Linked DNA regions of Mus musculus: region 1 is linked to region 2. Evidence: chromatin loops called from intact Hi-C (ENCODE). Cell type or tissue: gastrocnemius. All regions are shown on one strand. Each heading gives the region's core, and the rest is flanking DNA. Links, peaks and the distances in the headings are about the cores only.

Region 1 (2,926 bases), core at 189-2,688, 50 kb before region 2:
AGATTAATGGTTAGTCTCTGTTGAACAGCAAAAACCTTTAAAGAGCTGCTTTTTAAGAAAACAGCAATGTTAGGCTTGTTTACCCAACAGCAATAATTCAGTATTGGCAAATATCATCAGAGATTACTTCACCAAGGGCAGGGACTTTGGCTCAATTAGAAACTACAGTAAGAGCTAATATTTACAGAGAAGTGGAACACAGATAACACCCGGAGCCATAGAAGACCAGCTCACATGTGGCCTGAAGCTGAGCTTTGATTCACCCATCTTGCCTAGCACTGAGTAAAAATGTTAAAATCAAGACGGGGCAAGAAACAACATAAATATATATTGTACAGTCATTGGATTTAAATTATTTGGCAATATAACTACATTCAGAACTTACCGTACCATTTACTATATGTTGGGGTTGTAAGAATGGATACATACGCAATTTGACCTCGAGGTTTATGATGATTTTGTTTTAAGATGTTCATCATTTCAGAGGTACAGCAGAAACTTCATTCCAGAAAGGTTCCATTTTAGCTATAGTCATGAAAGGAGTCCTTCTAGGGATGACAGGGTGCAAGTGGAACCTGGGAATGTGTAGGCTCTTTATAAATCTGTTTCCAGTTCCCAGATGAAATTATGACTTCCCAAGCATTGAACCCTTGTGTATAACTTTAATTTTTTAAAACCTACTTGTCAGTTTGGTTCTTTACACTTTAACTGCTGTGGTAAATCTCTCCAACCCAAATATGCCTCTGCAATGAAATCACAACTCAGTTAGTATGAATACAGGCTGTGTGCCTAGATTGGGCAGATCTACCACTGCACTACCATCTTCCACATCTATGAGACCTCTTATAACTTGTGAATTCTCAAGGCCATTGCTTTTGCTCTTCTTCTTCCTCCTCCTCCTCCTCTGTGTCCTCTCCCTCTTCCATTTTTTCCTTCTTCCCTCTCCCACCATCTGCTGCACCTTCCCTTTTATCTGCCCAATCATCAGCCTTCCTTTATTTTACAAATTATGGTGGGAAGCAGGTTTATAGGAAATCACCTGAGTATTGACTCATTCCTTGTTTGAAGCCACTCACAGGAGAATGGAATTGACATCAAATATAATCAGCCCCAGGGCTATCCACAACATTGACCTCCAAACTAGCCCAGCAATGACCACAGGTAGTAAAAAAGAATGTACATGGGGGAAGTAAACCTGTTTAGAACTTTTTAAAATTATTGTTTTTTTATGTATTTATTTATTTGATGAAGCAAATCCCATCAGTATTATCAGGAAGTCAGCTGTTCAGTTCACAGTTAAGCAGCAGTGGCTAAACCCACTGGAAAACACTTCGTGGATATACAGTCAGTCTAGTTCAGTAATGTCAGGACAGCAGCAATGGTGGCATAATGTAGCAGGAACACTCAGGCCTTAGCCAAATTGGCATGAGTCAGCAGGAAAGGACTAGTGCCAACTGCAACACCAGAAGTTCTCAGCTGTTCCTCTCTCAGTGAATCAAGGATCAGTGAAGACACAAGACCAACAGGCTTTGCCAATCTAGGTCTACCAAAAAGCCTCTCTCACAGTCTGTTGAGTCCTACTTATATATTGCCTTCAAACAATATGTGTCTTCCATGGGTCTTGCCTCACTCATCAGCACATGAGTCTATGTCAGCTGATATTATTCTGCCAACAGGCGTGAGTTAGAGGAAACAGCCAGAAGTGGCAGGATACCACCAGTTTTTAGTGTGTTTCTGTCAGTGAAGACAGACAATCAAACTTAACTTAGTTTTTATGTAAGGCAATAAAAACTTAATGTAAGGCAGAATCAGGAGCTCAACTAGACCCCAGAATGTTACAGTGTTTTTACCTTTCCAAACCACAAGCATCTATTCCAGTTGATCACTCTAATCCTGATTTAAGGATAAGGAATTTCTTTAGGAACATGACTTAGGAAAACACTTATCCTGTTCCCATTGGTTACATTATTCAACTCTGTTTGGATGACTAGTCTAATGTCTTAAATTACGGAACAGGATATCATTTATCAATATATATATAACCTGCCAAGCAGGATATCAGTTGTCCAGGGAGGTCTTGAGAAATGAAAGTTTTATTGAAATTGGATCCAGTTTGTTTCCGGTTTACAATTGTTAGTTAGAAAATTTGGAAACTATTTCTAAAAATTAATGGTAGAGTAACTTTTTATAGTGAGTGAATGATGATGACTAGGAGAAGACTGAATACTAAACTTGTTGATAAATATAATAAGTGAGTGTATGACTGTTTAGTAGCAAAACAAGTCATATGGTTTTACATTATTTCTCAAGAAGTTTATATCTTACAAAGAAAATTAAGGTGAAATGAATGCGTGAAATGAACACAGTTAAAAGACTCAATATGACTTATAATGTTCTCTCTATGAAGAGAAAATATATGGAAGAAAGGAATACAATGTCTTAATAAATTTAAATTGATAGATTGAGAGAAGGAAGAAAGGAGTCTTAGGAAAAGAAATGTTGAAAATACTCTCTCAAAATATCCAGAACTATTAAGATTGGAATCAAATGTGCAAAATAAAAGAGAGGATAAAAGAAGTGGAGCAAATGGCAGCAGCAAACTAGAGGCTAGTAGAGGCAGAAAGTTGAACTATGGTTGGGTTTATGATAATAGAACCACATGGCATCTGCCATATTCTGCTTTCTTTCTATGTTACTATTTGTTTCTTTCTACCTAGACAAAAGTATCTTGAAGCAAGAAAGCTTATTTGAACTTAAAATTTTTAAGTATGTGTCATGCATTTGTATGGCTTTGTATACTGCTATGGATAAGCATGTTAGGACTGATGCAAAAGAATATAAACCTGCTGATTTATTGTGTGGAGTTTATAATTTTTCTTCACATATCAGAGTAATACATGGTAAAATATAAAACTTATTTTTCAAA
Region 2 (2,926 bases), core at 283-2,782:
ATTAAGCTTAAGTGCCAATCCACAAAACTGCACCCCTACAGCTCCCTGAAAGACATACAGGAACTTAATAAACTGAAAAGTATCCAAGTTCTTGTTGCTTATGCACTCTTAAGGATGGGTCTTATGAATTTTGTAAATTTCAGGAGCTTCCTGACACATGTAAGGTCTGTGTGTGTGTGTGTGTGTGTGTGTGTGTGTGTGTGTGTGTGTGTTTCTTTTCTTTTCTTTTCTTTTCTTTTCTTTTCTTTTCTTTTCTTTTCTTTTTGTTCTTGCTGTTTTTTTTTCTTCCCCTGTAGATATCCCTAGAGTCTTAACCTTCCCTCTAGGAGGAGCTGTTTAAATAGGGAGGAAGCTGCTGCACAACATGTGGGAACACAGTAAAGAGAGATAAGTAGTCCATTTTGTATACACTACTTCACATGTGAAACAACATCGTGTTCACCACATTATGAAAAATAAAAATATATCCAAATGAGTATTGTGTGTGTGTTTCTCCTGCTTTGAATGTGAGTCACATGTAGAACTGACTATTGTTGAGTTACAAAGAAAATTCAAAAGAGATTGGTTCCTATCATCTCTTACTCCTACAAAAGGGATGGGTAATATGTATGTTAAGGTTAACCACTTTCATTGTAGGTCCTTGAGTGATAGCAGGCAATAGATCTTTCAAGTAACCCTAACTAAATATGTAATGTCATTTAAAACAATTTCCCAATACTGGTGAAATGGCTCTGATGAAGGTGCATGCTGCCAAGGCTGAGAAATCCAAGTTTAATCCTAAATACCCACATAATGGAAAAAGAGAATTAACGTCTACAAATCCTCCTCTGATTTCCCTATGCAATGTGTGGCAATGTGTGTTCATATACACACAAAAAATTCATCGTTACCTAAATTTTTAAAAAATAACTTATTTCTGTGTTTAAGTACATTTTTAGATAGTCTTAGATTTTATATTCTATCAGTTTGTAACCAAAAATTATGTTCAATGAATATTTGAAAAACACTACTAAAAGTGTATGTCATATGGTACTGAGAAATCATTTCCAAAAGTGCCTGCCTTGCAACCATGAAGACCTCTGTCCTTATCTGCATCACCTATGTAAAAACTGAGGATTAAGGTGCACATCTGTGACCTCAGAGGACAAAGAAGCATCTGAAACAACACTTTCAATCAGTCTTGCCAAGGTAATAAACTTCAAGATCCATGAAGGGACCTGGGTCAAAAATTAAAGTGGAGAGCAATTACTTTCTTGTCTTCACATGCACCCATGTGTGAATATATGCACTTATACATTCACACAAAGCATATGTTAGAGGAAATATTATACATATATGTCAGATAAGAGAATGGTATAAATGCTACCTAAGACATAGAAGTAACTCAAAACATGAGATGGATGGTGTTTATTTCATTAATTTCTTTTACTTTTAACCTCTTCACCACATTAATCATATTCATCCTTGTTGAGGGCATTAACCCTTTCCCAGTGAACATTCTCAGCACTGGGAGATAGAGAAAAAAAAATGTCATTTAATGGCATGCTGTTATAGCCTCTACTACTGCTTAAAGAGGCCAAGCCTCCATTAAATATTTCAGTTTATATAGGTTTCGGCAAGGTCATACTCCTGTGATTATCTGGGGTGGTCTTTTATCCTAGTCTCAAAAGAAATTTTTTCGCTGACAGTAAGCATGTTTTTTGGAAGCTGACATTCTCTGGATTTTAGTTAAGTCAGCTTTACCTTTAGGAAACAGAACTTGACACCCAAGTGGATATTTCTGGTTGTCATTTCTAGGAGAAGGGTAGCCAGTGTTACCCTTTTCAGAGAAACAGTGAGGGCCAAGATTTGCTTAGCAAGTAGGAGTTCACAGCTCAGCTGTCGTTCTGCTGTTTCAGTTCAGGGACAATTTTTGTTTTTGTTTGTTTGTTGGTTGTTTTGTTTTTTGTTTTTTTTTTGTGATTTGTTTGTTGTTTTATTTTGTTTTAATTATTTTATTCATCTACATTTCAAACATTGTCCACCTTCCTAGTTCCTCCTCCATGAGCCCTGACATCTTCCCTTTCTTTAACTTCTTTTTTTCTTTCTTTTTATTTATTATTATTATTATTATTTTGGTTTTTCGAGACAGGGTTTCTCTGGGTAGCTGTCTTGGAACTCACTCTGTAGACCAAGCTGGCCTCAAACTCAGAAATCTGCCTGCCTCTGCCTCCCAAGTGCTGGGATTAAAGGCGAGCACCACTGCCCGACCTTTAACTTCTAAAAGAGCGTTTCCCCACCCACTCATGCACTCCCACCTCACCGCCCTAGCCTCCCCCTTCTCTAGGATATCAAGCCTCCACAGGACCGAGCATATTTCCTACCAATGAAGGCAGACAAGGCAGTCTTCTGTTACATATGTAACGGGGATGAGGCAGGGAGTGGGTCAACCCATGCATGCTCTTGGCTTGGTGGCTTAGTCTCTGGGAGCTTTGAGGTGTCCAGTTAGTTGATGTTGCTGTTTTCCTATGAGGTTCCAATTCCCTTCACCTCCTTCAGCCATTTCTCTAACTGTTCTATAGGAGTTCCCAAGCTTAGTCCATTGGCTGACTCTTAAGTATCCGTACAGTGTATCTCAAACAGGTGCTGGCAGAGCCTCTCAGAGGACAGCTGTGTCAGGCTCCTGAAATTTTGACCCAGAATTGTTCCTGTCTAAAGGAAATGCTGGGACAAAATTGATGCAGAGACCGAAGGTAAGGCCATCTTGAAAGCACACCGACTTAGGATCTATCCCATGCACAAACACTACTGCTGATGCTGTGTTGTGCTTGCAAGGACAGGTTTTGATTCAGTTTTCTTATTCCTTTCTTACCCACTATTTCCCATGTAATCTTTTTAAGCATAATTAATCCTAAAGCTTTCTGCTACCTTTTCTCCTTCATTTTGG

What was found. Peaks named below come from ENCODE experiments on the same cell type or tissue, not always from the same donor. Only the 100,000 strongest peaks of a DNase experiment are listed, where the experiment ranks them.
Region 1: it touches region 2 in a loop (4-fold over the local background); 2 of 42 quality-filtered maps call a loop at or near these places.

The regions. Positions count from the first base shown.
Region 1 is chr1:99,160,657-99,163,582 of GRCm38, forward strand. No RefSeq gene overlaps it. Among named protein-coding and RNA genes, the nearest start is that of Gm7967, 570 kb to the left of the region's middle. In gastrocnemius, for the core only: no CTCF peak of the experiment used is centred there; a DNase peak (open chromatin) is centred at 1,425.
Region 2 is chr1:99,210,919-99,213,844 of GRCm38, forward strand. No RefSeq gene overlaps it. Among named protein-coding and RNA genes, the nearest start is that of Cntnap5b, 560 kb to the right of the region's middle. In gastrocnemius, for the core only: no CTCF peak of the experiment used is centred there; no DNase peak of the experiment used is centred there.